Regions from separate parts of the Mus musculus genome. Here region 1 is linked to region 2. A link is a loop called in an ENCODE intact Hi-C map of the cell type or tissue named here. Cell type or tissue: left cerebral cortex. All regions are shown on one strand. Links, peaks and the distances in the headings refer to the core of each region. The heading gives the core; the rest is flanking DNA.

Evidence for each region. A loop is a pair of places that touch in the nucleus more often than their neighbours do. Peaks named below come from ENCODE experiments on the same cell type or tissue, not always from the same donor. Only the 100,000 strongest peaks of a DNase experiment are listed, where the experiment ranks them.
Region 1: it touches region 2 in a loop (2.3-fold over the local background); 3 of 42 quality-filtered maps call a loop at or near these places.

Annotation. Positions count from the first base shown.
Region 1 is chr8:61,248,684-61,264,252 of GRCm38, forward strand. All of the region lies in intron 2 of Sh3rf1 (SH3 domain containing ring finger 1), which reads left to right. Among named protein-coding and RNA genes, the nearest start is that of Sh3rf1, 32 kb to the left of the region's middle. In left cerebral cortex, for the core only: no CTCF peak of the experiment used is centred there; DNase peaks (open chromatin) are centred at 7,609, 10,350, 10,700 and 11,048; H3K27ac peaks cover 520 bases.
Region 2 is chr8:61,298,806-61,314,374 of GRCm38, forward strand. The region is part of intron 2 of Sh3rf1 (SH3 domain containing ring finger 1); the gene reads left to right. It overlaps Gm40499 (a long non-coding RNA gene), which reads left to right and starts at 1,983. Exons shown (of 2, transcript XR_870456.2): 1 at 1,983-11,054; 2 at 11,163-14,621. In left cerebral cortex, for the core only: no CTCF peak of the experiment used is centred there; DNase peaks (open chromatin) are centred at 7,432, 7,454 and 7,940; H3K27ac peaks cover 1,106 bases.

The DNA.
Region 1 (15,569 bases), core at 3,492-11,491, 49 kb before region 2:
GCCACCTTTATTCCAACTCTCATGGCTTGCTTGTTTCTTTATTATATCTGCTTGGTCTTTTCTCAGCTGTCACTTAACAAAAAGACCATTTCAGATGGCCAATTCCAAAAAAAGCAAGATCTCAGATTTATGACATACTCTTTTTAATTTTCTCTGTGGCACTTATATTACCCACCTTGGCCCTCTGTGAGGGTCAGGACTGTGGCTTGGTTTGTTCCTGTCTGTATCAGCAGGACCTGGAACATGGCTGGATAAGGTGTTCTTCTTCTTATCATGGCCATAAACGCCTATTTAGAAGGAAATGCTTGTTTTGGCTTTCAGTTTGAGAGCTACAGTCCCCCATGGAGGGGAAGACTACAGGCAGTTTGCAGGGGAAAGGAGTGTGCAGCTGTGCCTCTCCCCTTCCTCATATCTTAGGAACAGGAAGTAGACAATAGACAGGAAGAAGGGCCTGTTTTAAAATCACTTCTTCCAGTGCCACTCCTAAAGGTCCCACAACTTTCCAAAATGGGGGTACCAGCAAAGGACCAAATGTTCCAACTATGGGCAGGCATTCTTCATTCTAGCCTCAGTTGCTGATACATAGTTTGCTCTTTGAGAATATATCAAATTAACAAACTAAGCTTGGAAACCTGACTTGTCCGTGTTAATTCTGCAAATGGCATGTTACAGTGTGACAAACTGAAAAAAAAAAAGACCCTTAGCCCTTCAGTTTCAACTGGATCAAGAGTTTTTGCTGGCAAGTGAATTAAAAGTGTTGTCTATGCTTGTTTGGTATGTCACTGTGTGTAGTGCTTTATGAAGATCATTGTGGAATGACTTAAGCAAATGATGTTGTCTTTTTTTTTCTTTCTACATCAGTACAGAGCCAAACTGTGGCAGCATCTGTTTTTAGCTCTTACAGATAAACATAGATTCTTTATTTTGTGGTATTGGTGTGCTTCAGCTATGAGGCCATGGATGGGAGCGCTTTTTATTGCATCTCTACAAAGTTCTATGCTTAACATATTCTCAAGGAGAAGCGACATTGTTTTCTGTACCTAAAACTGTTTAAGGAGTGGGCGGAAATACCTCTTCATCTTGGCTGTGTCGTGACTTGTGCATGCTTCTGAATATGGCATAGTGTAGATCCAGATTAGCCTTCAGATACCCTTTTCTTTTCCTCTTTGTAAAATAATACAACCACATTGGGGGTGGATTCCTTTGGAGTGTCTGGATCCTGGTGAGAGTGGGAACGAATTTCTTTTTCTAATATGATCATTCCTGTACATATATAGTCTATGTAAGTTTGTTCCACCATCCCCATGGGGGCATTCATAAACATGGCCGCAGTCACGTGCTTCACCAGCTACCATACTTAAGCCTGCCTGCGCATGCTTCCTCCGGTGTTCTTACCCAGGGAGTCACAATAGGCTGGAAGTTTCCATTAGAGCCTCATCTTTGTTCAACAGCGGAATGGTTGCTTGTGTTTTTCCATCAATAAGATAATTGTGTGCTTTGTGGTCTTCTTCTCACATAGAATTGGAAGCTGGTCTCATACCCTCTCCCCTGGACCAGGTACTACCTATGTTGCCATGAACAGTTATGTTCCGTACTTCACTGGTCCCCAGGACATCAGTCAGAAAGATGCTCCCTCGGCAATTAGGTCTGGCCCTCCTGCTGCCCTTTGCACTTCTGTATAATTCTATTGGCATCTCTCTCCCCCACCACCCCTGTTTCCAACACTTTTACTTTACTTTTAACTCGTCCCTCCCTTCCCTCCTCCAGTTTTACTATGTGAACTTTCATGTTCAGCCATGACCCACTTTCCAATCAGCATATCTTTTTACTATGGTAAGTTGCAACGGGAGGTCCTTTATTATAGCGTCTTAACTGTTCCAGATTTATGGTGGGGGAGCCAATGCATAAAACACACACTGGAAGATGGCTTTCTTAGCGCACATCCCTGATTTTCCTGCAGACTGGGTCTGATTTTGCACTGGTGTTAGGCAGAGAACTATAGGATGAAGTTTCTTACAGCACCTCTAGAAGACTGTCATCTTCCCAAGGGATTATTATATAGATGAGATAACTTGAATGGGCTTTTAGTTTTAGAGTAGCGTAATTGCTGGTTAAATGACTTACAGGAGAGGATCAGACCCAGTTAATGTTAAGTTTGTACCTTTCTTAAAACTCAAGTTGAAAAATTAAATTTGTTGCTTGGTAATTTAATTTGGGGAAGCGGGGGGGGGGGGGGGAACGACACAAAGAATTCCAAAGCGGCTTTTAGAAATCGGTTGTAATTAATTGCATGTGCAGATGCTGATGCTGAGATGGGGAGGGAATTAGTCTAATTATGTTTAAAGTACAGTTTGCATGCCTAAATAGGTAATCACACCGCAGGCCTGCCTATCCTTGTCCACTTTCTCCTTTAGGCATGTAGTAAATTTTTTGGCCATTAAGCATGACCTCTTCAGAGTCTGTGGAGCAGGGCAAAGTGACGGCACTCAGATGCCAGGGCTGCACGCACTCCTGGGGAAGTTTGATACTTAGTGGCAGCATCCGTAGAAGATTCTCGATGGAACCTTTAGTAGATGCTAGGGGAATTTTGTACCCTCTAGCTTACTTCTATTTTATTTCCTTATGTGGGGTAATCTGAGCTCTCTATGAAACATCTGCCTAATTAATGCTCCTCTTTGTAGTAAGCTGGCCGGTACACTGTGGGATGCTGTATTTTCTACTGAATGCTGTGAGATCCTATGAATCTCAGGGAGAACCTTGAGTGACACCTTGTCTAGCCACATCCCTGTCTCACGAAAGCCTACTCAGCTCATAAGAGCACAGCTAGCTATCTTTTGGGCATCTGTAGGTGTTTCTTACCTGCCATGCTGTCAGTTGCTGTAGCTTTATAAGGGATGTGGCACAGTTTCTTTTAGACTTGAGCCGTTAGTATTTGGAAAAACCGGCCGTTCATGGGAGTTTATGATTATTTTGCCTAAGAACCAGTATGACCTCTTTTCAGTAGATGTAGTTTTATTGGGAGGATCTGCTGAAGGTGGTCTCATGTAGACACTCCCCTGTGGCTTCTCTTTTGGTTTCCTGTAGCATTAAAGATGATTTACTGATTGCACTTTGATTTTATAGGATATCCCGCAGTTTCAAGACTCAGTCTTCATTACCGACCTACTGCAGAGAGTTTATTCTTTGTGTGCTGTGTCTCTCACCATACTTTAGCAGAAACAGAGATTTACTCTCCTTGCTCTATCAGTGTGATGTGATTTGCCCAGCAGTCAAGCATGAGCTCTCGAGAAGAGGTTGCTAGAGACGTTTCGAGAGCCCCGAAAATATATACATTTACATCCTTGGGCTGTTTTTGACACAGAGCAGAGTATCTGGGAAGTGGGAACCTCCATTGAGAAAATGCCTTCCTCAGACTGGCAAGTGGCCAATCGCGTGGGAAGAGTCCTTGATTAGTGATTGAAGTGGAAGGTGAGCTGTGCTACCCCTGGGCAAGCCGTCCTGGGTTTATAAAAACCAGGCCGGGCAAGCTTTAGGGAGCAAGCAAGTAAGCAGCATCCCTCCGTGGTCTCTGCTTCAGTAACTGCCTCAAGGTTCCTGTCTCGAGTTCCTGCCCTGATTTCCTTTCATAAGGGACAATGAACTGCAGGCTAAAATAAATCCTTTCTTTCCCAACTATACCAAAACAAACAAAACAAACAAAACCCAAGTAAACAAACAAACAAACAAACAAACAACCATAGAAAGACTGGCTACATTTAGATGGAACTTGCCATGAACATTTGAGAGTGTAGATGATTGGTCAGTATGGCTTGGGGAGTGATTCCAGGACACACAGTTTTTAGAGTCTTCTGTTCATGCTTCGGTCACAGACAGGCTTAACTCTTGTGGGATTTGTACATAGGAAACACTACAAGTTGACTTTCTTCTTTGAGGCACATTACTGTCAGAGTTGGTAATGATGTATTTAAAAACTAGATTTCTTCTGACCTGCTCTTTCCATAACACTAGACCTAAGAAAATTCTTATAAATCAGAGCTAGTGTAGGATTCGAGGTTGTCAGGTAGTAAGAAGTATGTATTGTTTTATACAAATTTGATGTTTGGCATGTCACTTTGGTGAAATGGCTGCTTAGTGTGCTTAGCTTGGTATGTTTATTTCTGTAAACCCCATGATCTGTACTAATATATAGACAACTATGCTTTTAAAAAATATTTATACTTTACTTTGTGTATGTACCTGAGTGTATGTATATGCATACATGTTCAGGAGCCCATGAAGGTTAGACGCAGCATCAGACTATCTGGAACTGAGTTGCACACTGTTTTGAACAGTCATGTAGCACTGGGAATTGAACCTGGGTGCCCTGCAAGTGCTCTAACTACTGAGCCATCTCGCCAGCCCCCTGCAGCTCTTTCCACAAGCCTTCCCTTTGGATTCTGATTTACTTCTTCACACGGAATGCACTTGTTTCCCATTGGTAAAATGCTAAGTGAGAGTACAATTTATGGAATTATATATGTACAATTATAATTACATATATAATTATAGTATAATTTATAGAATTCAGTCACAAAAACAACTAAGTATCACTGTAAAGGTTTAGAAACATGCAGTCCTGTAGATATGGCATTGGACTTCATCACACATACACACATACACACACATACACTCAGTCACACATGCACATACTCAAATACTCAACTCACACTCACATATACTCACATGCACTCACACCTCCCACACTCACACCTCCCACACTCCCACACACTCACACATAGATACTCACACATACACTCAAATACTCATACCTCTCACGCTCACACACACTCACAAACACCTACACTCACACCTTCCACAGTCACACTCACACATACACACACTTAAACACACACACTCGCATACACACTCACACCTCCCACACTCACATTCACACATATCATACCCTCCTACACTCAGCCCCCCCAAACATGCCCTTTGATGTGTTACTATTATTATGCCACCACACACATATATCAGTTTATCTCCCATATTCCCACATTCATTTTGGCTGCTCAGGAAACTGGATTTTGTGTTTCTCCCTCTCAAATAAATGCTAGTTTACCTAGATGAATTTGAATTATTAACATACATGTAGGAAATTGATTAGCATTTTGTGTTCTTGAGTCCACAAAAAAAAAAGATGTACTGTGGAATCCTAGAATTGTTGGAAAGAGATCATCTGTGTAGTGGCTTAAGAAAGAAAAACCCATAAGAGCTTTATAAACAGTAGCAGGAAGTGTTTGCTGAACCAGCGCTGATCCATTGTGCGGAGGGGTTTGCAGATTTTTAATTAAGCTGCTGAGTGCTTACAGTCCACTATTCAAATGGAGAATAATTTAAATGGTGTGTGTGTATATATCTATATATCTATACATCTGTATATTTCTATATATATATATATATATATGTATTTTTGTGCAGGGCAGGCAAATACAAAGACCTGACAATAAAAGTTTGAATTAATAAGTGCAGGAACAGCAAGAGAAATGGAAGGTCTTTAAAAATGAGTAGAACCCCACCTCCCAAATCGCTCTCTGTAGTTTTGAGATCAGACACAGGGATGCCCTGAGATGGGGGGCATGTAGTGGCCTGTTGCTAAATGAGAAAGGAGCAGGAATGTGGTTCCAAACTTTATTTACTACTCCTTTAGTCTGTTGCCCTAGAGACAGACGTAACATATTGACTTTGGCAACCCCAGGCCAGCTTGCCATGTCTGCAGTTATTGGAGAAATCTATGACTCTACTCTGACTCTAAGTTCACGGTGGTTCGTGCAACAAGTTACACTCGTGGGTGGGTGGGTGGGAATCTCCAGGTATTTATTCCACCTTTTGGAAAAGAAGGAAATAAATTAAATGGGTAAAATTATTCTCATTCTGGAAAAGTTCAAATGGGGAAACACAGCATGAGAAAGCAAGGCTTGTTGCAACCCACTGCAAAAGGCTGTTGAGGGCCAGTTTAAATCTCAGGCATCCTCTGATTTTAGTATAGATGAGGTAACTGGGGAATATAGATAACAAAATTAATAGTCAGGGGAGTGTTTAAATATTATTTAAAGATGGTAATGATAGAATTAGCCTAGAATGAGCAGGATACCAGCCAGCCAGTTCTCCTAGTCTGGTGTGCCTTACCTTTTGGTACAGTTTTGTGTGTTTGTTTTTGTTTTTGTTTTTGCTTTTTGTTTGTTTTGGTTTGAGTTTTTTGGTAGTTGTCCTGGGAATAATGTCTTTGAAACACAGTGATCTAATGAGGCATAGTCTGGAAACTGTGAAGTGAAAAGAAGGAAGCCGAGAGTGGGGGAGGGGCTTGAGAACTGACGTCATCATCATCATCTTAGACGGGGTTCCAGGGCTACTCTGAGGTCTGCTTGTCTCAGAGACACTAGATCAGCACTTCACAGCCTTCCTAATGCTGCCACCCCTTAATTCAGCTCCTCAGGTGCCATGACCCCCCAACCATAAAATGATTTTCCTTGCTACGTCATACCTGTCATTTTGCTACTCTTGTGAATTGTAATGTGAATGTTTGTGTTTTCTGATGGGTCTTATCAAACCCATGTGGAAGGGCCCTTCGACTCCCTTAAGGGGTTATGACCCACAGGTTGAGAACCATTGGGAGAGGGGAGAGGATGGGGGTTTTCGGAGGGGAAACCAGGAAAGGGGATAACATTTGAAATGTAAATAAAGAAAGTGCCTAATGAAAAATAAAATTAAAAAAAAAAGAACCAGTGCATTGGATGTTGATAAAATGTGCACCCCTGAGTCTCCGCCCAACCTGCTGGATCTGACTTCCTGGGGCTGCCTGAGACCCAGAAATCTTTGATTTACAGAGGCCGTTTCCATGCTGAAGGTTCTCCACTCCCAGGATGTTCATTTGGCTCATAGTTGTGCCAGGATATAGGGCTCTAAGGTTGCTAATCTTTTCCCACTGATAATTTTGGAAATATTTCATCCTAAAAATAGTGCTTGATAAGAAAAGTTGCAAAGATGCTGGGATAAGAGTTATTGCCCAAGCAAGGTTTTGGGGGTGGTAGTGGTGGGATTTCTCCTATTTGTGTTTGAATTACACTCGGATTCCTCTGGGTTTAGCCAGAGAACTCCCTGCTTGATGGAAGAGTGGAAGAGAGTCACTTTGCATTATAGTGTTGGTTCATATAAAAATGTTAAATTGTAACACAAAAAGGACTGAGAGTTTATAGATTCTTCCAATCCCGGTCTCTAATACTCTATAATGCATAATAGTTGTGTGTGTCTGTGTGTATCTGATTATCAGATTTAATGTAAACCAGCAGGACTTTGCCAGAGGCCTCCTAGGAGGAAGGCGGCAAAGGCAGTGTATCTCAGTGTTACAGTCAACCTGTACAGCATGTGGGGTTCCTGCAAGATCTCATCTTCTGCTTCTGGTGTCTTTTTCATTTGTTTGTTTGTTTTTTAGAAATAGCCATGGTCTCTGTTTTATAAAGATGCGTTTCTGGTGCTTTACCGCCTGAGCCTGGGCCCTGTAGCCGGATGAGCGGCTTTCTTTACTCTCTCCTTGGGTGGAGGGCAGGAGTGCAGATGTTGGCTGTGAGCCTGTGCCAAAGCACATCCTGTTTGTCCAGATGCTTTGTACCCTTCTCCATCCCTCGGGCCTTCCATTCAGCGGGTGATAATTTAAGATACAAACAGAAGTCTCCCTCTTTCTCCAAATCAGATGAAACAGCTCTGTGCAGACTGGGGATAACATTTACTGTGCTCCTGCCAGAGGGAGGTTTTCATGAAGAAAATCTATTATATTATCTTAGTTCTTTGCCCTCCTGCCTTTTCTTTCTTCCTTCCTTCCTTCCTTCCTTCCTTCCTTCCTTCCTTCCTTTCTTCCTTTCTTCCTTTCTTCCTTTCTTTTTGTTTTGGTAAGGTCTCACTATGTAGCCCAGTCTGACCTCCAACATGATATCCTCCTCTAGCCTCCTGAATGCTGAGATAACAAGTGTGTGTGTCACCATATCCCAACTTAAAGACCCTTTGAATATGGGAAATACATGTATATGTTAATTTGAATATTTAAATTTTGATCAATTTTACATGGAGTGGAACATTAATAGCCCAGGCTTAAACGTTCTTAGGTCCGAATAGATGGCTTTAAAAGGAACCGTTTTACTTCTTTCACCAAGGCTTCCCAGCAATGAGGGGTGACCTGGGTGATGGTCATTTAGACTTCCTCGTGGATCACTACACTGAAATGGGCTGTGTACAGATAGTGTAAGTCACAGGATGGGGAAGGTAGGTCAGGCAGCCCAGTGACATGCCCAGTTAACAACTATGCATCGCTATCATGGGACTTCCTGAAAGAAACCTGAAATGTTATCCTGACAAATAACTACAGTCATGTGCTCACTTGAGTTAGAGGGAAACCGAGATGGGAGAGGTGTGCCTTTTTGTGGTTTGATCATGTGGATGTTGAAAAGTATACTCACACAAACCAAGATGAGTGCACATATCAGTAGGGGGCATACTAAGGGACCACAGTTTTATATGTGGCTTGCCGCTGATGGAAATATCATTGTGGGACACTTGGGTGTGTGAGGCGATGGAGACATCGGTTGCATTGAGATGGTCATGGGGCATCATGTACACTCTAACTTTTCATTTGTTAGCTATGAAACCAGAAACATCCATCCACATACAACAGAGTTGCATCTGTCCAGAGTTGAACATAAATTCTCAAACTTCCTATCATGGTTGGATCTGAGTTTGTTAACAGATATCTTGAGGGTTTTTAAATTGACTTTGCAAACGTCAGCTGGCCAAGAGTAGTGAGTAGCCCGCCGACGGCCTTGGGTGTTCTAAGGTCTATGTTGATGCTTTTTGATCTGAACTTCTCACACATGGTACATCTTCCGTTCTACTGTGCAGTTAAGTGCAAGTAATAGAATAGTCTTCCTATTTCTTTAAAATAGTGTACTCTTTTGCATTAATATAGGAATATTTGAAAAGGCACATTGCTGAAGGTGAAATGTTTGAGGCCACAAACTAGATCCTTCCAGAAAAGCCTTGGGTAAAAAAAAAAAAAAAAAAAAAAAAAAAAAGTTAATTTTGGAGCTGGGGACATAGGTCAGTGGTAGAGCCTAGTACATATGTGGCGCAGAGTTTGAGCCCCAGATTGCCAAAAAGGAAGAAGAAAAGTTCTCTTTGAGAAGTTATTTTAAACTTCAACCCATGTGCATGCAGACTGAGTACCAGTGGCTGTATCAGAGATGTCATTCCTGAACAGTTCTTCAGGTTCAGAGTTCACGTTATTAGCCACTCATGATTCTCCGTTTCTTTCCGAACGTTGCTTGGGGACTTCAGCATATTTTAATAACGATGATGTGGTGATAACAAAACTATACTCCTTATACAAAGGAGGTGGATTTATAACCAGTCTTGTTGGCACAATCTTGGCAGAAATGTCCGTCCACACATGGCTGTGAAAGGGGAAAAAATTCCAAGACGTAGAGGAAGGTAGATAACACAAAAGATGGAGGCAGCATTATGTAGCGTTAGGAGCCACATGTGGCTAACGTTTTCCGCTGCATTTAAGAATGGACCGGAGGCGGTGCTGAGCAATTAAGCCTCATTTCTGTGGGGTTGTGGAGAACTGACCCTGGATTGTTCATGGGTAAAGGAGGAAACAAAATTAGCTTTGAAGTTATTTAAGTGTCAATTTATTTATTTATTTATTTATTTTGTCTGAAATAGTAGTTTAAAACATCAGCTAGGAAGAAAGTGGGGTAGACGAGCTGCGGAGACTGTGGCTGAAGTGTTGGAAGGCAGGGACCACAGGCAGGAGCGGGCAGAAGGATGATAGTAATGATAAAGGACTTTTCAGAGCAGTACATGAACGTAGCCAACATGTTTATGCAGTGGAAGTGAACATCCGCTAAGCTGACAAGCCTTGGGCAATCTTTATTTAGCAGTTAGATGGTATTGGAACACAAGCCCTGGCTACATGGTTGGCCAAATTGTGCCAGATTCAGGAGGCAATCAATGGCTCAGAGCCCATCAAGGTGGTTCCTGACATTGCCACATGAGTCCCTTCTCATTTAGAGAAAGTCACATCACCTTGGTCAGTTGCAGTTGATAACCTGCAGTCCATCTTGGTGAGGACAGCCCTGTAAGACTGCAGCTAGCCCAGCTAGCCCAGAGCGTCTGTGCTGTGCATTGAGCTCAGAGCATCTGCAGAAGAGTAGTATTGGTGAGTTGGGACTTCCTTATCTCAGTCTTCTATTTCCTGCCAGTGAACATGATTCCAGGCTGCTTTCCATGAGCCACGTGGGAGTTGCCCACACTTCCTGTGCACATGGCACCAGTGGCTTCCTGCCTTTCCCTGCGGGGCTGAGCTGCCAACTTAGTGCTGACTAAGCTTGGCGATGATAAAGGACGATTTACCCTGACACTTACTAAAATGGTAGCGGGCTTTGCGGAAGACCTCTGTGCGAGGGTAATTGCGGTAGAAAAGAGATCAGGGTCAGTTCCCAGTGTAGCAAGGATAGCAGGGATCTGTAATCAGAGAGCAGAATAAGGGGGCGGTGCACAGAAAACCTCAAAGGAAGCCTCAGCATCAGGATGGAGGCTTCTCCCAGAACCGACTCTTGCTAATCCCAGCTTGTGATGTCTAGTAAGTAGGCGCATCCTTATTTCCACTTTAAGACGGTAGCATAGGCATGCTCTGCTGTCCATCTTATTCCACACAGGCCCTTTTCCATCTCGTGTCCTCGAGGTGTCCCTTCTGGTTCATGATTCTGCACCAATCACCTGGAGATGTCATTACTTACAGCAGCTACATCGATGGCCATATAATGTATACCCTTAGTGTCCCATGATTCTCAGAATAGAATGGTCTTGATCCAGTCCCTCACCATGCATCTCAGATTATCCCAGGTTGGTTTTCCCCGACACATCACTTCTGTGCGGCTTAGTCCCTTTGCAGTCGCTAGCTGCCAGGGGCTGCTTTTTTTGGGTAGACATTACTGTGCGTGTCACACAGCCAGTTGGCACCAGGTTTTTGGCTCCTTATGTTGAATCTCTTTCTAGCTGGCTGGCAAGGAAATGTGCTCATTGAGAAGCAAGAGTGTGCGTGTATTTGTGTATTTGCACTTGTTTACTTGAGTAATTTTGGCAGGGGAAGAGGCAGACGCAAAAGTTGGGTCAGTTAAATACAACCGTCTCTCTTCTACCTTTTAGTTCTTACTACGCTTTTCCCCCCCTCTTCCTCCCATGTCATTTTTGCAACAGAGGATAATCCTGAGTTTTGCTATTCAGCTTGCTGTGCTAATCAACCAGTTGCATGCAAGCAGTTAGTGCATCTTTCTTTTTTTTTTTTTTTTTGACTAATGAAACAGGATAGAAGAGTTTCTGCACTTGCATATCTGTTCCTTGAATTGTAGAGACCAATGACCGTAGGGATGCTGGAGAGTGTTCGCTTGCATGAGGACATACAAGCATGCAAGCTTACGTTTGCCAGGTGATGTTTGGGGTGCACAGTGCACACTGGCTTCTTTAAGTTCCACGGTGGCAATATGAGGTAGTCACTTTTTTTATAGGTGCAGAGACGGATGCAGAAAGGTTCAGGAACTTGTTTAAAGTCACATCGCTCGTAGTAAAAGTATCACTCCCAATAATCTTGCGTTGTGGTGCAGTAGCAGACATCCCTGACGCCTGAAGGTTTACTATAACAAAGCATCATTCTCACTTAGCACACATGTCTCAGTAGCCCCTGTGCATGGTGGGCAGTATTGCCTCACAGGTCCCAGGCTGGCAAAGCTTAGTCTCAGAACTGGCTTCAAGGAAAGGAGCGCTTGCTGGCAGCTGAGCGTTGGCTCAGTCTCTACCTGGAAGTATTATGTTTTTACTTCTCAGATTTTCTTGTCTGAAGCAAATTATTAGGCCATAATTCTACCTAAAGAAGGTGGGAACGCACAGTGCTGGCATGTGGGAACGAACCAGTGTTTATGGTAGAGCTGGAACCGGAATCTAAGCAGCTGGGCAGCAGAAGGGCTGCCCAGAAGCGGGGCTGGGAAAGTACATGGCAGGTGTCTGAGTTCTATGTCAACCAGAACAGCTGTGTCACATTGGATGCAGAAGAAATGTCAGCAGAGGAAATTAATAATATCCCCTGTAATGTGCGCTTTCTGTGGGGTTGTAGTTATTAACATGATAGTATATGGCAGGCACTGGAGCACAGTGGGTAAGACCATAGCTGTATCCTCCCTTCCTCTCAGGCCCTCCTCCTCCTCCTCTTCTTCCTCCACCTCCTCCTCCTCTTCCTTCCATGCTGGGGATGGAAGATTGAACCCGGAGATGGGCTAGACAAGCGCTCTAATGCTAAGCCACATTTGAGTCCCGCACACATGGATTCTTCATTTAGCCTGCATGAGCCTGAGTATCAGCTGATTCACAGCTTAGCCATGTGGCCATGCGCAAGAAATTTACCTCTGTCATTTTACAGATAGGAATGACATAGGTTTTTGTTTTTTAATTGTGTTTATGTATAACACATGAAAATAGTGGATATAGTAAAATTGAATAAGTATAAGGTTCTTTTTCTTTACCATGAATTTCGTTGTGTCACTGAGAAAAATGACGTTTTAAAAAAAATTTAACTAAACAAAAATGTTGAGTGTCAGAGTTAGTCTATAAAGATATCATTGTGCACACAAGCTGGGGTTTAATGCACTGCAGGATGCTTAGTGTGGCATCCCTGGACGCTGCCTGCCAGATGCCAGAGGCATACTCCTTCTTAACCTCTTGAATAAAAGTCATAGTTGGGGCAAACAAGATTTACTCTGGGCGGATGTTCTCAGGAGGGAGAGTGGGCAGGATGTCACTCAGATGTCATTCAGAAGGCTGCTTACCCCAGGTGGCTGTGTGACCAAATAGAGAGGATGTGAATTAATAGGGTGTGGGAGGGCAGGGCAACAGTAACAGGTAAGCGGGGCTGTTTGAACTTTTGGTTTAGGAAACCATAGGGCATTAAAGGACACTTCGGGGTGGGGGTGAGGGGTGGGGGTGATCTTAGAATAGGTTATTGAAGCAGACATACCTGACAGCGACAGAAAGTATTTTATAGCTGCTCTGAGTTAGGGGAGAAACAGAAATTGTAGCGGAAGGAAGAGCCTCGGATGTACCTGAAAGCGAGATTTTCAATTATTTCTCTTAATGAAATGTCAGCTGGTAAGGGCAGATCTGACAATATGGAAGAATAATGGATCTGGGGGATGATGGTGGTGGTGGTGGGGCTTTGCTGATTAAGTTGCTCATTATCTGCAGGCTGCGGAGAAAATCAGTCAATGAATTATTGTGGCGGAATACAACTTTCATTTTCCAGATGCCCGGCAACGAGGCGATCTCAAACAACTAGATAGATTTGTTTTTAATGACTTACAAGAACTCATTGTTTATCACTGAACTAAATGAAGTAAACTGTAATGCGGTGCGTGAATAGGTGTAAAACCAGCAGAGAAGCGCCTGCCGCAGTAAGGCTTCACTAAATATTACTTATGGCTGTGTATTAAAGCGAAGACCCTGAGTAAGCACATTCAGTATGCTCTTAGCCTAAAATTCTCCTATTATAATTCTTTGAAAATTACTAATTATTTTATTATATATTATATACTAACTGACAGATAAATATTAAATTAGCAAGGCCATCCCACTTGCCAGTTCTTTCAAGTAAAGGCCAGAATTTGAGAGAGAGAGAGAGAGAGAATGGTCTGCCTTTTTCCTTGAGAGCACCATTTTTTCTGTGTGTGTGCCTTGGACTCCTCTAGTGTCTATGTTACAGGTAGGCTCCACTGTGCTTGTCTACATGACAGTTTTAGTGGAAATCGCTGCCTATGAAGGTTCATCTACACCCAGACCATTTGTACTATGGATTGGCCTGCTGGTAGATTATATATTCAGAGCTTAGGGACCAAACTGAAGTCCTGTTACTTGTTTGTTGGATGAGAACCTTATCTGGGGCTTTTGTTTTTATCTGCGTTTATGTATATGAGTATTTTGCCTGCATGTATGCTTGTATAACACATGTGCCTGGGGCCCATGGCGGCTTAGTAGAAGGAATCAGGTTGCCTGAGACTGAAGTTACAGGCAGTTGTTACTACAATTCGAGTGCTGGGAATTCAACCTGGGTTTTCTGGAAGAGCAGCCAGTGCTTCGTATCACTGCTCGTCACCCTTATTTGTATCACCCTTATTTGGCACATCAAGATACAAGATTGGCAAGGGGCGGTGAAAATTTCCAGTAGCAGTGTGTGTGTTTGTGTATATGTGTGTGTATGTGTGTGTATATATATTTGTATGTGTGTATGTGTGTGTGTGTTGTGGTTGTGTGTGTGTGTATGTAGTGTATGTGGTAGTTTTATGTGTATGTATGTAGTGTATTCGGTGGTTTGTATGCGCGCGCGCATGTGTGTGTGTGTGTATGTGTGTGTATATATATGTATGTATGTATGTGTGTGTGTCTGTAGTATATGTGTATGTATGTGTGTGTATGTTGTGGTTGTGTGTATGTGTATGTAGTGTATGCGGTGGTTTGTGCGCGTGCGTGTGTGTGCGTGTGTGTGCGTGTGTGTGTGTGTGTGTGTGTGTGTGTGTGTGTGTGTTATAATCAGAAAGTTACCTAATCATCTTCAGTTTATTTGCCCCAGTTACTGCTGTCTGGGGACATCATATGACCTAAGTAGAACCTTTATTTTAACTTCAAAAGGATTGGAAAGTCAAAGCCAGCGGAATGAAATACAAAAGATCTAGAGTCAATTTCAGCCTTTTATTCTTTAATATAGGACCTTGGGGAAGTCTTTTAATCTAGTTGAGATGCTATTTCTTAATTGGTCACTTTAGAGCCACAGTCCCCATCGACACACACACACACACACACACACACACACACACACACACACACACGGAGGTTGTGAAGACACCATGAAGACATGACGCTTCTGGCTTGGTCTACCTATTTGTAGCTTCTCCTTTCTCCATTTAATTGTCCACATTGTCCCAGGGTCTTTGTCCAGTGTGGATCTGAACATTCAACTCTTCTAAAATTGCTTTAAAGACTGTCCGCCTTTAAAGTCAGCCTTCAAACCCAGAACAGAGGTCATACTCTGTAGCATGTTCTACCGCAACCCACTGAGCTGTGTCCTCTCTGGCTGCCCAAGTCCTTCCTGTGCCTTCCTGGTCATCTAGGTCACAGAGCGCCAGATGGAACCGGATCCTTTGTACTACCTGCCTTGGTGTGCACTTTTCTCTTACTTGCTATATCTGTCTGTCTGTCTGTCTGTCTGGTGTCCTGGCCTTACACAGTTGTGACAGTTTGTCCTAAATATAACTCTTTTGTGGAGTTGTAAGTACTGTTGAATCTTTCTCTGTTTTCCTTTTTTATATTTTATGTAAAGACTTTGAAATTTTATATGTATATGTCTGAATTTGAGTGTGTGTATGTGTGTAACTGGGAGAAAGTGGTGGTTATAAGCCACCTAACTAGGGTTCTCTGCAAGACCCCAGGTCTCCTAACCT
Region 2 (15,569 bases), core at 2,743-10,742:
AGGGAGAAAAAAAAAAGCAGAGGAAAAAATTACCATAGCAGTAATATGGAAGCATCAACCTGCAAATGTGTCTTGTTGACTCTAACCACAGGTTATAGATTCCCGAGACTCTCACTATTGAGGATCAGTTGCTAACGAGAGCCCTCACCTTCCAGTCCCCAGGCCACAGGGCTGTGTGGTGAGACTTTGTCTCCTCATTCTAAGCAGGGAGCAGTGTGTTCTGACAGTATCCAGAGAACAGTAGGCTGCATTCAGCCATATAATAGACCATAGCATCCTTACTAACAAGCACAAGATCTATTTATCTGTCCCAAAGGAAACAATTTTGGAACGACAGTTTTAACTTGCAGGCTTAATATCTGTGTATACCGAAGTAGAACATAACAGTCCTGAAATAGCTGCAGGCATTTATTTATGTTTAAAAGGAAAAAAAAAAAATCTCCTTCAAATAACTCTGTGGGGGTGGAGTCCTTGTGCCTTGTCTGTTGGAGGCTGCCACAGCTACAGTGTTTGTTGCTCCAAGTTAACACCGATGTCCGACTTAGCTAGAGGGAGGGAAGAAAAGGAGAGGAGCCCAGGTAGAGTGTAGCAGGCTTCAGCACTGATCGCTTGGTTGCCGTCAGCCTAACAGCACTTGAATGTAGAATCTGAACTTCAGCCAGGTGGACCCTCTTCCCTGAGAGGCCCAGGCTAAGCTGCGGTAGAGTGGATGGGGGCTAGGTAGGCCTGATTACACCAGAACTAAGCAGTTTCTCTGTCCATGCCTCTTCCTCTTATAGTTTGGGGGTAATCCTGATTTTACCCTATCATGTGGCCTTGAAACAGGGAAAAGAGATATGACTATATTAAAAAATAGGGCCTACCATTGGACTTGCAAACTTTATATGCCCCAGTACAGGGGAACGCCAGGGCCAAAAAGGGGGAGTGGGTGGGTAGGGGATTGGGGGTGGGTGGGTATGGGGGACCTTTGGGATAGCATTGAAAATGTAAACGAGGAAAATACCTAAAAAAAAAGAGTATAAATTAAAGTGTGCCTGCTGGGCACTGTGCTTTGTGAAAAAAAAAAAAAAAATAGGGCCTAGAGCTAGGGAGGTGGCTCAGTGAGTGAAGGGCTTGCCGTGTCAGCAAGGGGATCCGTGAGGTTAAAAAGCTGGGCATGGTAGGCTTGCAATGCTAGCATTGGGCGGATGGAGCAGGAGGATTCTTGGGGTTTAACTCGCTGCTCAACCGAGCTATCCAGTGAGAGACCCTGTCTCAAAATACAAGGTGGAGTGTAGCAGGATTTTCCCTGTCCAATTAATTTAAATATTAAGACAAGAAGCCTGTGATTGGACAGGGGAAAGGGGGTGGAGCTAAGAGCTGGAGCATCAGGGAGCAACAGAGGAGAAGGAGGAGGAAGAAGATGGAGGACAACCAGGATGATTCTGATTCCGTGTGGCTTTAAATAGCCACGCTATAATGCTATATAGGGATAGAATAATTGGGATAACTTGTCTAATCTAGGTGGGCAGCTTGTACCATTATCAATTGGCTCTGAAATTATTGTGTGGGCATCTTGTGAATTAACAATTTATTGATGTATAAATCTGATTGGTTGATTATAAGCTTCTAGTCTTGATTTTACTGGGTTACTGGGAATTGTGACAGCTAACTGCGAGGTGGGCAGTCATTGTATGGGGCTGAGTGAGTCGGATGGAGATGTCTCAGGAGCTCCAGGGCAGAGTCTGCAGAGATGACAACAACCCGCTGGAGTCATGTTGTGGCCCAGCAGTGCTGGCTTAGTGTGGGAACTTGCTGTTCTTTTTAACGTTTCCTGTAACAGTGGAGGAATCCTGGGGAACACTATCTGCTGTTGGCATCTGGCTTACACACAAACACACACACACACACACACACACACACACACACTCAAAAAGACACATACACACATGTACACACTCTGACATACACATATACTATATGCCTGCCCCTCTCTCTCTCTCTCTCTTTCTCTCTCTCTCTCTCCTCTTGTGTGTGTGTGTGTGTGTGTGTGTGTGTGTTTTCTAGGAAGATAAAACCCACCACTGTACCTACTTCTATACACAGTTCTTTCTGCTCTAATAGGTCCTAGGCCAATTTCCCTATCCAGAGCCTGGGAATAAGAAAGCTTCATGCTGGCCCACAGGACTTCTGCCATCTTGCTGACCTCGGGCACTGCTGAAAGTAGAGCCCCACACCTTTAGAGGAAAGAGAGAGATCATGGGATAGAAATCATCAGGAAACAGCAGCAAAAATTACAAGTGGCAGATGCTGCCACTTGACTGACATAGTTGGATAACTGTAGGTACAGGTCATATTTTCTGAATGGATTTAAATGGCCGGGAAGTGGACATTACACTGGCTGGTTAGGATAAATTTAATTTCTTGTTAGGTACCCTTGAATCATCAAGGGAGGTAGAACCCCTAAAAACCTCATATTAGATGTTCAGAGAAGACTCCACTTGAACCAGTAAGAGTCTCCTCAGAAGAACCATTTCAGCCAAAGCGCTTTCCTCTTCACTGGAGTGACAGTTGAATGTCACCCCCAGGAATTTCCAGTTTGGTGCAGTTTCCCCCATCTGCTGTATGTAACTTGTTGAAGATGTCAAGGCAATTGCCTAGCTCCATTGAAAAGAGTCAGCTCCGAGCATCAATAGTCTCTGACGAACCGTTTCCTTTGTGATGCGGCCACCTAAATATATTGGCGAAGAAAAGAGCACATGTTTAACACGCCGTGCCGAAAGCTTGACGCACCACACAAAATTGATATAGGAAATATGGAAGAGATTATTTTGCCAGCATTGGCCACTTCTATACAAAGCCTTTCATTTAGGATTTATTGAACTGTGGCAGGCAGGCTGGAATTGTTAAACAAGCCAGAGAAGCTTGAAAGACTTTGAGTGTGTCGGTGTTTTTACATGTGCGCTTTTCTTCCCCTGTCAGATTTCCAGTGAATTATAATGATTGCAACAACATTTTCATTACTCCTTTGCCGTCAATAAGGGGAGGGCTTTCAGAAATGATTAGGGAACAGTGTGCCCTTTCTTCCTGGTCAGGCCGTTAGATGTGCTGTCTGTGCACAGGCCTTCCTTTGTTATAGAGAAATTCAGTGCCTACCTTGAAGTGCTCTGGGGCACTGTGCTTTCTGAATGTGTGGTCATCCTGGTTTATTGCACGAGGAAGGAAACTCGAAGCCCGCGTTCTTCAATGGATTCTGTGCCGTCCCATGTGTCTTCACTCTACCAGTGTATCACTTTAAGAGTGAATGGGTCGTTGGAATACCGGTTTTCTGCAATCATGCCTTTTAGTTAATGATACTGTGTGATTTTCCTGGGGCTACCATGACTAATTATCACAGACTGAATAGCTTCAAACCGATATTTACTCCCAGGGTTGTGGAGTCTAGAGGTCTGAAACCTAAGTGGAGGCCAGGCCGTGATGAAGGCTCTGGGGGAGAATCCTTTCTTCTGCCTTAGTTTCTGGTTGGAACTAGCCATGTTTAACATCCTTTGGCTTTTTACTTGTGTCATCATGATGTCTGCCTTTGTTACCCATCTCTCTTTGCTCTGATTAGCTGTGCCTTCTCGTGGCTTTCTTGTACAGATTCTAGATACTAGCTATATAGCCTATTTGAATCACTGTGGCTCAACTCAAAGACCATATACCCAAATAATATTCGATGCTGAGGTTCCAAGTTAAAATGAATTTTGGAAGAAAGGCTGACACTAACCAACCTTCCCTGTTTGCTTGAAAGCATGTCTATTTCGTGCGTGTGCGTGTGCGTGTGTGTACTCTAGTGTATGTGGTGTGTCTCTGTATGCTGTATGCACATCTTTTGATCTTATTCCCTTGAGATAGGGAATCTGCTCAGATTTCTTGAATCTGAGCAGGTCTGACAGTCAGCAAGTCCCTGTGAGTCTTCTGTCTCTACTACAGTGCAGAGGTTATTGTCACATACAAAGGGACACTTTTTTTCCTTTAATTTTTGAAGATCTATTCACTTCAATTTATTTGTATGACTGCTTTGCTTGCTTATATGAATGTATGTATGTATGTATGCATGTATTTATGTCTGTATATATGTATATGTATCTGCTCTATATGTACACTAGGTGCTAGCAGAAGCCAAAAGGCAGCATTGGATCCCCTGAGGTTACAGACGTTGTGAGCTTTCATGTGTGTGCTAAGAATCAAACCCTGATCCCCTACAAGAGCAACAAATGCTCTAATCTGAGGAGCTGTAGTTGACTTGTTTTGTTTTTCATGAACACTGGGTTCCCACACTCTAGATGCCAGCTCTGTTATCCATTGAGCCATCTCTTTACATTTCTTTCTTTTCAATGGTAACTATTACAGCTGATCTGAACTCGGGATAACATTGTTATTTATAGATTCAGGTGCTTGCTTAGATAATAAAGTTGTAAAAAGACTTCATTGCTTTGCTATTGATGGAGACTTAGCTAATGAAAAGCAAATAAGCCTTGAAGGCTGCACATCGGCTGGGCTCCGGGCTGCACACCTGGAATCCCAGCATCGTGGAGGTTCAGCCAGGAGGCTTAGGAGTTCGCTATCCTTGGCTCTCTGCTACATAGCAAGTTTGGGGCTAGCCTGTGCCATGTGAAACCCAGTCTACAGAAGGAAAAAGAATAAAGAAACAAACAAACTCGTAAAGCAACAACAGAAATAAAAGAAATTTAAAAGTTGATATATCGGGCTGGTGAGAAGGCTCAGCGGGTAAGGGCACCGATTGCTCCTCTGAAGGTCCTGAGTTCAAATCCCAGCAACCACATGGTGGCTCACAACCACCCATAATGAGATCTGACACCCTCTTCTGGTGCGTCAGCTACAGTGAACTTATGTATAATAATAAATAAATCTTTTTAAAAAGTTATATATCAATGTGGGGAGGAGGAGAGAGAGAAAGGGATTAAGACAGTCAGATGGACAGACAGTGATACCACACACACTCACACACCTATACACAAACACACACACACACACACACACACAAACACACAGAGGAAATACAAAAATATTTGTCATTAAAATACTACTTAGGGAATATAGCTCTAGCAACCCTAATAGTTTGAAATATCACAAGGAATCTCTCTCTCTCTCTCTCTCTCTCTCTCTCTCTCTCTCTCTCTCTCTCTGTGTGTGTGTGTGTGTGTGTGTGTGTGTGTAGGCATGCCACAGTGCAGATGTGGAGGTAAGAGAACATACTGCAGAATGCAGTTCTCTCTTTCCCCCTGTATCTGGGTCTCAGGGATGGAAATCAGGTCTTCAGACTTGGCAGCAAGTACCATTCATTACCCACAGAGCCACCTCTACCTCCATAATTCCTTTTGTAATAATTTAATTTTTTAACTGTTTTTGTGTGGCTTCAGGCACAAGAAGTTTTATAGTGGAATCAGAAAGAAAATAAGATTGGATATAGCAATTATTTTATATTCAGTCTCTGAGAAATACTATCATTTTAATAAAAATGAGTCACATAAATTCTTAGCTGTGAGTGCAGGCACTCTGAAACTCCACTTTACTTAAAGCTTTGTTAGTTTCTTGTTGGAAAGTGGCCGATTATCCTTGTGCAGGAGGCGTTCCCATTTCTTATACTAAACTATCCCTGGAAGTTGCCAGTTCCGAACTCATATAGTTTCATGACTTTGCTTCCTTTTCTTAAACTTTATTATTATTTTAAGCGTATGGATGTTGTGCCTGCATGTATGTCTCTCACCACGTATGTGCCAGGTGCCCATAGAGGCCAGAACACTAGACCTCATAGGACTGGAATTTTTGACAATTATGCCACCATGTGGGTACTGGGATTTGAACCTGGATCCTCTGGAAGAGCAGCTAGTGCCCGTAATGGCTGACCCACCTCTCCAGACCAACATCTCTTTCTTTACTGATAAGCATGAGCTGATGCCCATCTCACAGTGTGGAGGGTCCAGTGTCCTCTTGTGTGTTTCTGAGGACTCCTGGGGCACAATGGACCGTAGGCAATAGGGGATAAAGGCCTGTGTGAGGGAGCTCAGCAATTCAGTTTTTGGGTCTCTAACTCTTGCCTGACCCTGTGTGTGTCTCTACAGCTTTACCTTTATAGCTTTAGCCACATCGCCAGGAGCAGGGAAATGTCCCAGCCTTTCACTCTTCAAAGCAGCATCTATTCAGAAGTGTTATTATCAGTCGCCACTGAGGACTCAAGGGACAAAGGAGGCTGGACTAGAGTCAAAGTTTTAAATGGGCTCTTTCATGTCCTCAAGCTCTTATGGCTGTTGAGACCTTGGATTGGGCTATGGCTGGGGTGTGGTCTTCTGCCTCTGGCCTGGCCCCATTTCCTCTCCTCTGTTCCTTTTCCTCTGTAGGAACTTTGAAGGTAGGGACAAGAAGTTGTCAATCACCTTGGGACAATTAAAGTATTCTCCTATTAGAAAAAAAAAAAAGAATGCTCACCAGGAGTTCTGTCTTAGTTTGGGTTTTATTGTTGTGCAGAGACAATGTGACCAAGGCAATGCTTATAAAAGGAAACATTTAATTAAGGGCTGGCTTACAGCTTAGAGATTTAGTCCATTTTCCTCATGTCAGGAAACATGGCAGCATGCAGGCCAAAATGGTGTTGGAGAAGGAGCTAAGAGTTCTACATCTTGATCCACTCATAGCAGAGAAAGAGTGAGGGCCATATTGAGCATACCTTGAGTATAGAGGACTTCAGAGACTGGCCCCACAGTGACATACTCCCTCTAACAAGGCCACACCTCCTAATAGTGCCCCTCCCTATGAGGGAGTCTGTGGGGGCCATTCTTATCAAACCACCATTAAGTACCATTTCTTGTTTCAGCTAAAGATGTCAGCGAGATTAAACACTATACGCACTTGGTTTGGAGGGTTATCGTTCCTTCTGCCCTATTGCTCTATGGCTCCATATCTGCCTTATTCATCACTTCACATTTGTGCTTTAGCCTGGTGTTTGGTCTGTGGTGGGGCCCTGAAAAATATCCGTGGCTCGAGTGAGGAAAATGAAAGAATCACCCTTTTAGATAGTGATCTTCATAACCCGGAAGGGAGGAGGGCTGCAAACTCTTGTTAATAGTTTGTCCTTTTGAAGGAAGTGTCATACAGAGAAGCAGATAAACTCCTGGTCTCACTTGCAAGATGTCAAGAATAAGGAAACTTTTATCCTCCTGCCCCCTGTAGTACCGCTGCTTGAAAGAGACACCAAGAGTTTGAGTCAGGAAGTAAAACCCTTTATAACTGATAATCACCCATGAGTGTAGTCTTGCCTATTGCTGGGCCCAGAGCTCTCAGCCTCCTTTAGCCCTGGATGACGTTATTCAAGGGATAATTTAGTTTACATCTGCTAACACAGGCTTGATCTTGGCATCCCCTACACTTAGCCAGTGTGCAAAACCCAACACAACTCTTCCTACCGTGCCTAAGTGTAGGACGTTAGAAATCTGTGCCATTGGCCTTCCTTGTCTTCCAATCAAGATCCTTTCCCCATAGTTTATTAGTGGTTGCCATGGACTCGAGATTAAGATCATGATGTTCTCTTTGGATCAGTTAAATCTGAATAGCTGTCTTCATGAGAGACCCGGGGAAGTGAAGTAACTTGGGACAAATTGGAGCGACCCTGATTCTGGCCCAGGTCCTGTGTCTTTTCTAGAGTCCCCCAGTGAGGAACATCAGGCCTGTGTCAGTATATGCCTGGGTGCATGGTGCCTGCTCCTCTGGTTCTGCCCATGGAACTAGCAGCAACTTAAATTTTGAGAAGAATTAAGCAAAGATTGTAGGTGGAAAGCAGTTGGCAGAGACTTTGCCCTGGTAACACAGATGGTGTGCACAGACAGGCTGTACTAAATGGATTTCAGAGGTAGGGGCGGCCAGTGCTCCAAGTCAGCCAGCTGATGGGTAATGCCCCCCAAGGTCCAGCACATCCTGTGTACTGCAGCACTCCTGTGGGTGGATTTTCATTAGCCACCAAGGACTGTTTGCTAACAACTCGTGCCTCTTACACTGCTATAGCCCAGGTAACACATTTAAGTAAAAGGAATGACATCACCTCTTACCGCTTTAAAAGCAGACAGAGCTCCTTGGGAACCACACTACGGAGACAGTCTGGCAGCTTTATCTTTGCAGCCCCATAAATGTCCTGATTTTATAGAAGTGGAGAAAAGGGTTCTTTCTATATTTCTATAACCCAAGGAAGATTCCCAGCCACAGTGGTACCTTCTGTTGTTTCTTGTTGATAATTTGTTTTTAGAATTATTTTTCTTTAAACATTACTAAAGGTATCTTGCTTTTTTGAGTGTTAGGGGTTCTTTGTCTAACATATCTACTATCTAGTATAATTTCTTTAAGGACATATAAAGTTGTCCTTCTATCTGGGTGGTTAAATATGTTGATATTCTCTGCATCTGAGTACCTTCTCCTTTGTACATCCGTCTGCAGGCTAGCCTGGGCTAAAGAGACACAGAGGAGAGGGAAGCGAATGATTAACAGTGAAACCAGCCATTTGTGTCTATGGAAAACATTTCCTGTAAGACAGGTCAAAAGTTGCCAAATCACTCGGATGGAGACCAGTAAAATCCCTTCAACTTAGAGGTTAACTCTTTTGCTAATCTGGTCTTGTATCTTCCAATTGTCTATCATAATATTGTATACAGTTTCAAGTTTCCTTGGTGATACTAAGAAATTAAGAACAAATTGGCTGGGCAGTGGTGGAACATGCCTTTAATCTCAGCACTTGGGAGGCAGAGGCAGGTGGATTTATCTGAGTTTGAGGCCAGCCTGGTCTGCAGCATGAGTTCCAGGACAGCCAGGGCTATACAGAGAAACCCTGTCTTGAAAAACAAAAACAAAACAAAACAAAAACAAAAACAAAAACAAAAACGAACAAATTGGAAAAAGACGATTTTGGCATTCATAGCTAATTATACATTGTGTAGAAACATTGTTTTCTCATATAACAGCAGTTACTTCATATATTTTTGTTGTCTTTTGTGATTGTGTTTTACCTGCTTTGAGTGGAAAAGTCAAGTTATTTTTGACAAAGCACCTGAGATAATTTACCATGTTTTTCAGTCACAGGATAAGGTACAGATAGCTTCAAAACTATTAAGTTGGTGGCCCTGAATACAGGAGAGCTAGGATACATTTGGGAAATACATGTTTGGATTTTCCTTCATTTTCCATATTTCACATCCTCCAACATGTCAGTCACAAAAAGCTATGTATTCATTCAACAAAAATTACTGAACTCCTGCAGTGTGTCCAGCACAGCTCTAGGTACTAGCAATACAATATTAAAACAAATGTACTTCTTTTCCTGATTAAAGTGGAAAGACAGGCGAGAAACATAAAAAATAAATATATAACAAAATGGTAATTCTATGGATAATTAGCAATGGAAGACTACTATGAAGAAAAATAGAGGAAGCAAGGTAGCTAAGGGGATTTGCTTAGCTAAGGGGATTTGAGTAGCTGTGAGCCCCATGTCCACTCTCCAATGGCACTATCATTTATGATAAAAGGCCAATAGTTGGAAAGTCCCCCAAAGGGCAGAGACGATGGTACATATTAAAGACTGAACAGGAAAGCAGTATTAAATGTACATGTCTGCAATAGATAATTATCCATATATTATAGATGGACCATGTCAGGAGACCTTTACACACACACACACACACACACACACACACACACACACACACACACACACACAGAGGTACATATCATCACCAGAATTTTAATTGCTTGGGAATCAGAGAGATTTTATTCTTAATCTTCAAAAGTGAGGACTTTAAAAGTTTGCTCAAGAACTTTGGAGTTAAGGTGTCAGGGTGAGGAAAAGTGTAAATCTCTAACGTGGGGGTGGGGTGGGTGAGGGTGGAGATCTGAGCATGTACCACAGAGAGGCCGTTATTCTCAGTGTGGCTGCCTTGGAGGAACAGGACAGAAGCACCCTTCTGCCCGTCCGTCCCCTGGAGAAGGCAGGGGGCAGGGGTAGGGAGACTAGCCCATCTCAGAATATCCACACTACAGGATTCTACATTTTACTTGCGATAGAGGAGGATTCTCTTTTGTAAACCAAGAGTGAAATAAATAATTTCTGAGGTTCCTTCCAAATGAAGTGTGCTCTCAGACACCTAGTGAGAAATACCTAATGGTCCCAGTGCAGGTCTGGACATTGTGTTCAGTGTGTCTCATGTTCAGAGTTCTGGGACTTGTCTGAGCTCCTGGGTTAGGCTTTATTTCAGATGTCACTTATTTGACTAAGAAAAGAATATAGCAGTCTCCATTCCCCAGAGTGAATGTGTGAATAAGAAAAGGTCCCAGCAGGTGGAACCTTCTTTGGCAAATGCCAAAGCTGTCTGAGGAGTTCTTTTAGAGGTATCTTATCATTTATTTAGGTTACAGGGGTTTTGTTTGTTTGTTTTTGTTTTTGTTTTTTAAATGGAAGAATAAAAATCTCTGAAAGTGCTTGGCTTAAGTGTTTGAGTGTATGTTAATATTTATGGCTTTGGAAAATAAAAGATCTGAGTTTGGGGTAGACAATAACTCTCTCTCTCTCTCTCTCTCTCTCTCTCTCTCTCTCTCTCTCTCTTTCTCTCTCTCTCTTAGTTCCCAGCTTATGTGAATTGCTTGATTGAATCTTATTTACTTAAGGCAACAAGCAAAGGCTGGACTAACTAACCAAAAATAAAGAACAGATGGGCGTGGGGTAAATACCCCAAGCCCCCATTCCCCGGCGGGCCAGACCCTTCTTGTCTTGCTCCATGGCCGTCTGCATACTAAGCATTCACCTCTTTTCTTCTCTCACTTTTGCTTTGAAGAGCAGCACAGATGTAGCTGGTGACAGGCAATTCACCAAAGTAGTTAAAATTCCTCCAGTTGTGGCAGTTTGGTAAGCTGCAGTGTTATTATTGTAACCGGCTAATTACGTAATGTCAACAATTGACTGAGGTGGAGGCTCCGTATTCGTATAAACCAGACTGGGGACATTAGCCTCAGACTCCGGGTTGGGCACATTTTTCTCTGTAGGTATTCAGGTTTAACTTTTTTTTTTTTTAAATCCTTTGTTCCCCCTCTCCCCGCCTTTCTTTTCCTCTTCTGTTCTATATTCTTCATGGGAAATCTCTTTCCAGATTGTGCCACATTCTGCTGGAGATTGGAAGGAGTTGGTTAAAGCTCCCGCTGCGTCTTAGCTGAATCTGCTGTTTGGGGATGGCCTGGCTTTGTTCATCCCTAACTACGGTCCCTGCTCACCCCTCCCGTGCTGTGGAGATGCGGTGACCTGTGTAGGTTCTTCAGAATTACGTAGAAGGCACTTGGTGTCTTTGGTCCTTTCTCTAAAAGGCTTATTGCAGGCTGGACATCGGAGGGATTCGTGTTCACGAAGCTACTTTCCGTGATTACCAAGGCTTCTGGTATGACTTAGTGGGTGGAATATGTCTTAAGAAGAAAAAAATGCATAATTCTGACAAGATGCTTTTTGAAAACTCCAACCAGCTGTTTCAAGTAGAAGACTGTAAAATTTATTCAAAGTAAATTTTGTTTCCCTTGGAAGCACATGGAGTTCAAAGAGGATGCTAAAGTAAACAGTACAGCTTAAGTTGTTCAAAGTTTGTTCGCTGTTGTCTTTGTCCAGCTTTCGGGAGCCTCTTTCTCTGTTGTCAAGCTGTGCGCCGTTCTAAAGTTACCCTCGTATAACCTGAAGACGGTGGGCAGGTCCTCAAAGGTACAAGGCTAGATTTCTTCCATATGTCTGTGTGCCTCAGACATGCCGGATGAGGATGGTGGCTGGCGGTGGGTATTAGTTTCCCCTTGCTTCTGAAATGAATTCCAATGAGCTGAGTGACCTCAAACTGCACTGATTAACCCTCGGATGAATCAGACATCTGACATGGGCCTTCCTGGGCCAGAACAAGGGCACAGGCAGGACTGACTGCATTACTTTCTGGTGGCTCTAGAGGAGAACACCTTCCCTCTCCTGGTTTCTGGTCCTATTCTGCCATCTTCAAAGCCAGCTACACTGTATCTGTTTGAGCATGCTTCCTTCATCACATCCTCAACTCAGAACCAGGTGGGGATGCTCTGATTTTAGAGCCCCTGTGATTCCGTTGAGCACACCCAGAAGATCCAGGATACCCTCTCCCTGTATACAGCCCCCGTTGCCATGTAGACTAAGAGAGTTTAACAAGAATATTAAACCCTGAGTATAATCTTCCATGCTAAAAGCACAATGTTCAAGTATAGAGGCAGCAGTTCAAGGATGTTTGTGCTAATTGTGTGTCTAAGGGGAAGAGGGACATGATAGAAAAAGCCTGAGACACAGGAACTGAGGAAAACAGTCTGTGATACCATGTGAGTGCCCGCATGCTCACACGCACACAGTCTGAGCCGGGTTCCACTGATGTCCCTACACATTCACGAAAGAAAGGAATAGAACATTTACATCTGAGTGCCACAGAGCCAGCTTACACTCTCTCTCCCTTGCTCTGGGACCCTCCTGACCACATTCGAGCCAGATCTCTGGAGCCCTTTTATCTAAGTCTAGACCCCTATCTGGGCATTCCTCCCAGCTAGCTGTGCTCAACTGTGGGCAGTCAATTTGCTTCCTTCTCCTAAGGTGAGGAAATGGGGCCAAGTAATTCTTTAAATCTCCTTCAGTTCCTATGATTTAATGTATTAAGGAGGGGCCCAGACATAGAGTCCATCCATCCATCCACCCACCTGTCCATCTATCCGTCCACTCACCCACCCATCCATCCTCTTTTCTTTCTTTTTCTTCTCTTGTGTGCACATGATTGTGTGTATGTGTGAACACATTGTGTGCCAGCATATGTACGACTCTTCACAGACTCAAGTCCTCAGTAGCTGTGCAGTGTGTGCTTTGCTGGCTAAGCTGTCCTGTCCCCTACAGCCTTCCACACGGACTTCCTGAGAAAACAAAACAAAGGTCTCAAGACTCTTTCCTGTGAAAACTAAAATTTTTAGCATTTTTATCTTCATCCTCTCTCTCTCTCTCTCCCTGTGATCTCATTACATATACAAATACATATACTTGGATATAAAATGACATATATTTGTTAACTAAATACGGGATATTTCCTCTTTTTATCCTTAAATTCTATGGAAACCCATTTATACATACATACATACATACATACATACATACATACATATATAATATATATTATATGCAAATAAGATAAATACAGAGACATGAAAACACTTCAGTAACTAACTTAACTAAAAATGAGTGAATCAGACAGTTGACATAGGTTAAATGTGCCTAATTGCAACACTAAGTCACAAAGTAACTTCTCCTAGGCTACTCTTACGTGACAAGGACTAGAAAATGGGTTGTATATGGTTTTCTTGCGTACTGAATGCACTTTTATAACATATACAAAGCGTGTTTATTCACGTCACTGTGGGCATCCTTCAGTGCTACAACCTGCACAGCTTTAGGGATTGAGGTCACGAGTGGATGAAGAATGATGAGACACACTGACACACAGAAAAGTTGGGGCCACGTGAACTGTGTGCTCTCCTGGAGGTGTACTAGAAACTCAGAATGTTTGTATTGTACATCCGGATTGAGGAGAGCTCTTGTCTACCGATAAACAAAGAGGTGGGTTTAGCTAGTCTCATAGTGGGGTGTCTGTGGGGCGTGTTCTTGGGCTGTAGTCATGAGAGGAGGGAGCTGTGGTTAGTATTTTCTGGACACGCTGTCGGCGTCTGTTCACATCCAGCCAGGGTCTGTGGTGTTGGCATCCTTCACATGCCCGCACTCGTGTTAACTGTACACATTCACTCAGCATGCCTGTGCTCCCCACACTGCAGTGCTCATCCCTAGCATGGTCTCTCTCCCTACACGTATCGGCTTTTGTCTAGTTTATATCTTAGCAAATAAAAAATGTCTCCTTTGTTGCAAATGAGTGTGTGTAAAGATTCTCCATTTATAAGCTGGGGGCTGTTAGGGGAAGATGCGTGTTGTCTAAAAGAATTTAAAATGGTAGGGTTCGGTGATAAGTAAAACTGTAATAATGAGTATGTTTGTGTCTCCCAAGAGGTGGTGTGTGCAGCTGACATCAACAATATAATTCCTGTATTTGTTTTATGATAATGGAATTGTGTGAAAGTGCTGTACTTAAAGATGGCTTATAATTCCGTTCAAATGTAGCCAACCATCGTACCTTCAAAAGAGTTGTAAAAATTGCCCTGCAGCGTGTTTTGCTCTGGGTTTGAAGTGTTGTGGAGCAAGGAAGGAGAAATAAATTGCTAAAAAATAATGCTGAGAGGAGGAAGGGACCCTGAAGCTCCACCTCGCAGCATGCCGCCTGGTGGCTAGCTGGTTGCCATGTTGATAGGCAGCTCATGATTCGAGAAATTCCTCAGCTCTGACACTGACAATGAGCTTGGGCCTTGGGTAATAACTTCCTTCTGTTGTTTTGTTTTAAGCACTAGAGCCAACATGTGATTAAATAGTTTAAAGGTTGCGATAGTCTACATTTTCACAGTTCCAGAAGCTTCCTAGTTGAAGATCGAGGTGTGGGCATATTTGGTTGTAATAAATAGGGCTTCAGGGCAGAAAGCAAGAAGACCCACGGGAAGAGGTTTGCTTGGTTTTGAGTGGGAAACCACTATGAGACTGGCAGACAAGAGAGAGTAGAGGATACAGGGGGCGGGGCAAGTGTAGCAACATGGAAGCAGTGTTTGTGGCTCAGGCTGGGAGCAGTGGAGGTTGCAGACACTGGATGAAGCTGAGTGTCTGTTTACAAGTTAGAGCTAGTAGGCTTGCTGAAGGATTGGGTGTGGGCTGTGGACGGCCAGAAATGGAGCCACCACAGTAAACCTAGGTCTTGTGACCAAGGCAGCGAGGTGAAGAGTAGGGGGTGGGGTGGGGGTGGGTGGGGTAGGGGAGTGAAGGGGGTGGGGGTTGGGAACAGGTAGAAGGGCAGGTGGAAATCCAGAAGTCTGTTTTGGACATGGCAGCTTGGGATAAATTGGGATATGAGGAAGACACTCAGAGCTCACGTAAGAAGTACTGGCTGGGATTAGATCTGGGAGATTTCGAGAGGTAGACCAGCAGTTAGGTGGACCAGATGTAGTTAGCTACGTCTGTGGGGAGTCATCCGGGAGCCGACCTCTGACTAACCCTAGAGATGTTCATTTAATTGATGAGGAGGATGGGGGGAGGGAGGAAGAGGGGGAAGAGGAAACCATAAACTTCCTAGTTGATTTTAGTACCCAGCTGTGGTTGCCAAAGGCTTTTATGACTCGGTTTCAAAGGAGGGAAGCCATGAGCTCTCATTTTAGGAGTGACTTTAGATTGTGAAAGGATTCAGTGATGGAGCCCTGAGGCACCTGAGACGGAAGAACAGCAAAGAAGTTTGGGAAGGAGCCTGACCCTTGATTCCTTTGCTGCTGCCATTGTGGCTCCAGGAACTGACAGCTCCTAGAAATGGAGAAGCCACAAGCCCCATCCTGGTCTATTGAATGGCAGTGTGCATCGAATGGCAGTCTTATTAAGCAGGTTCCAGGGC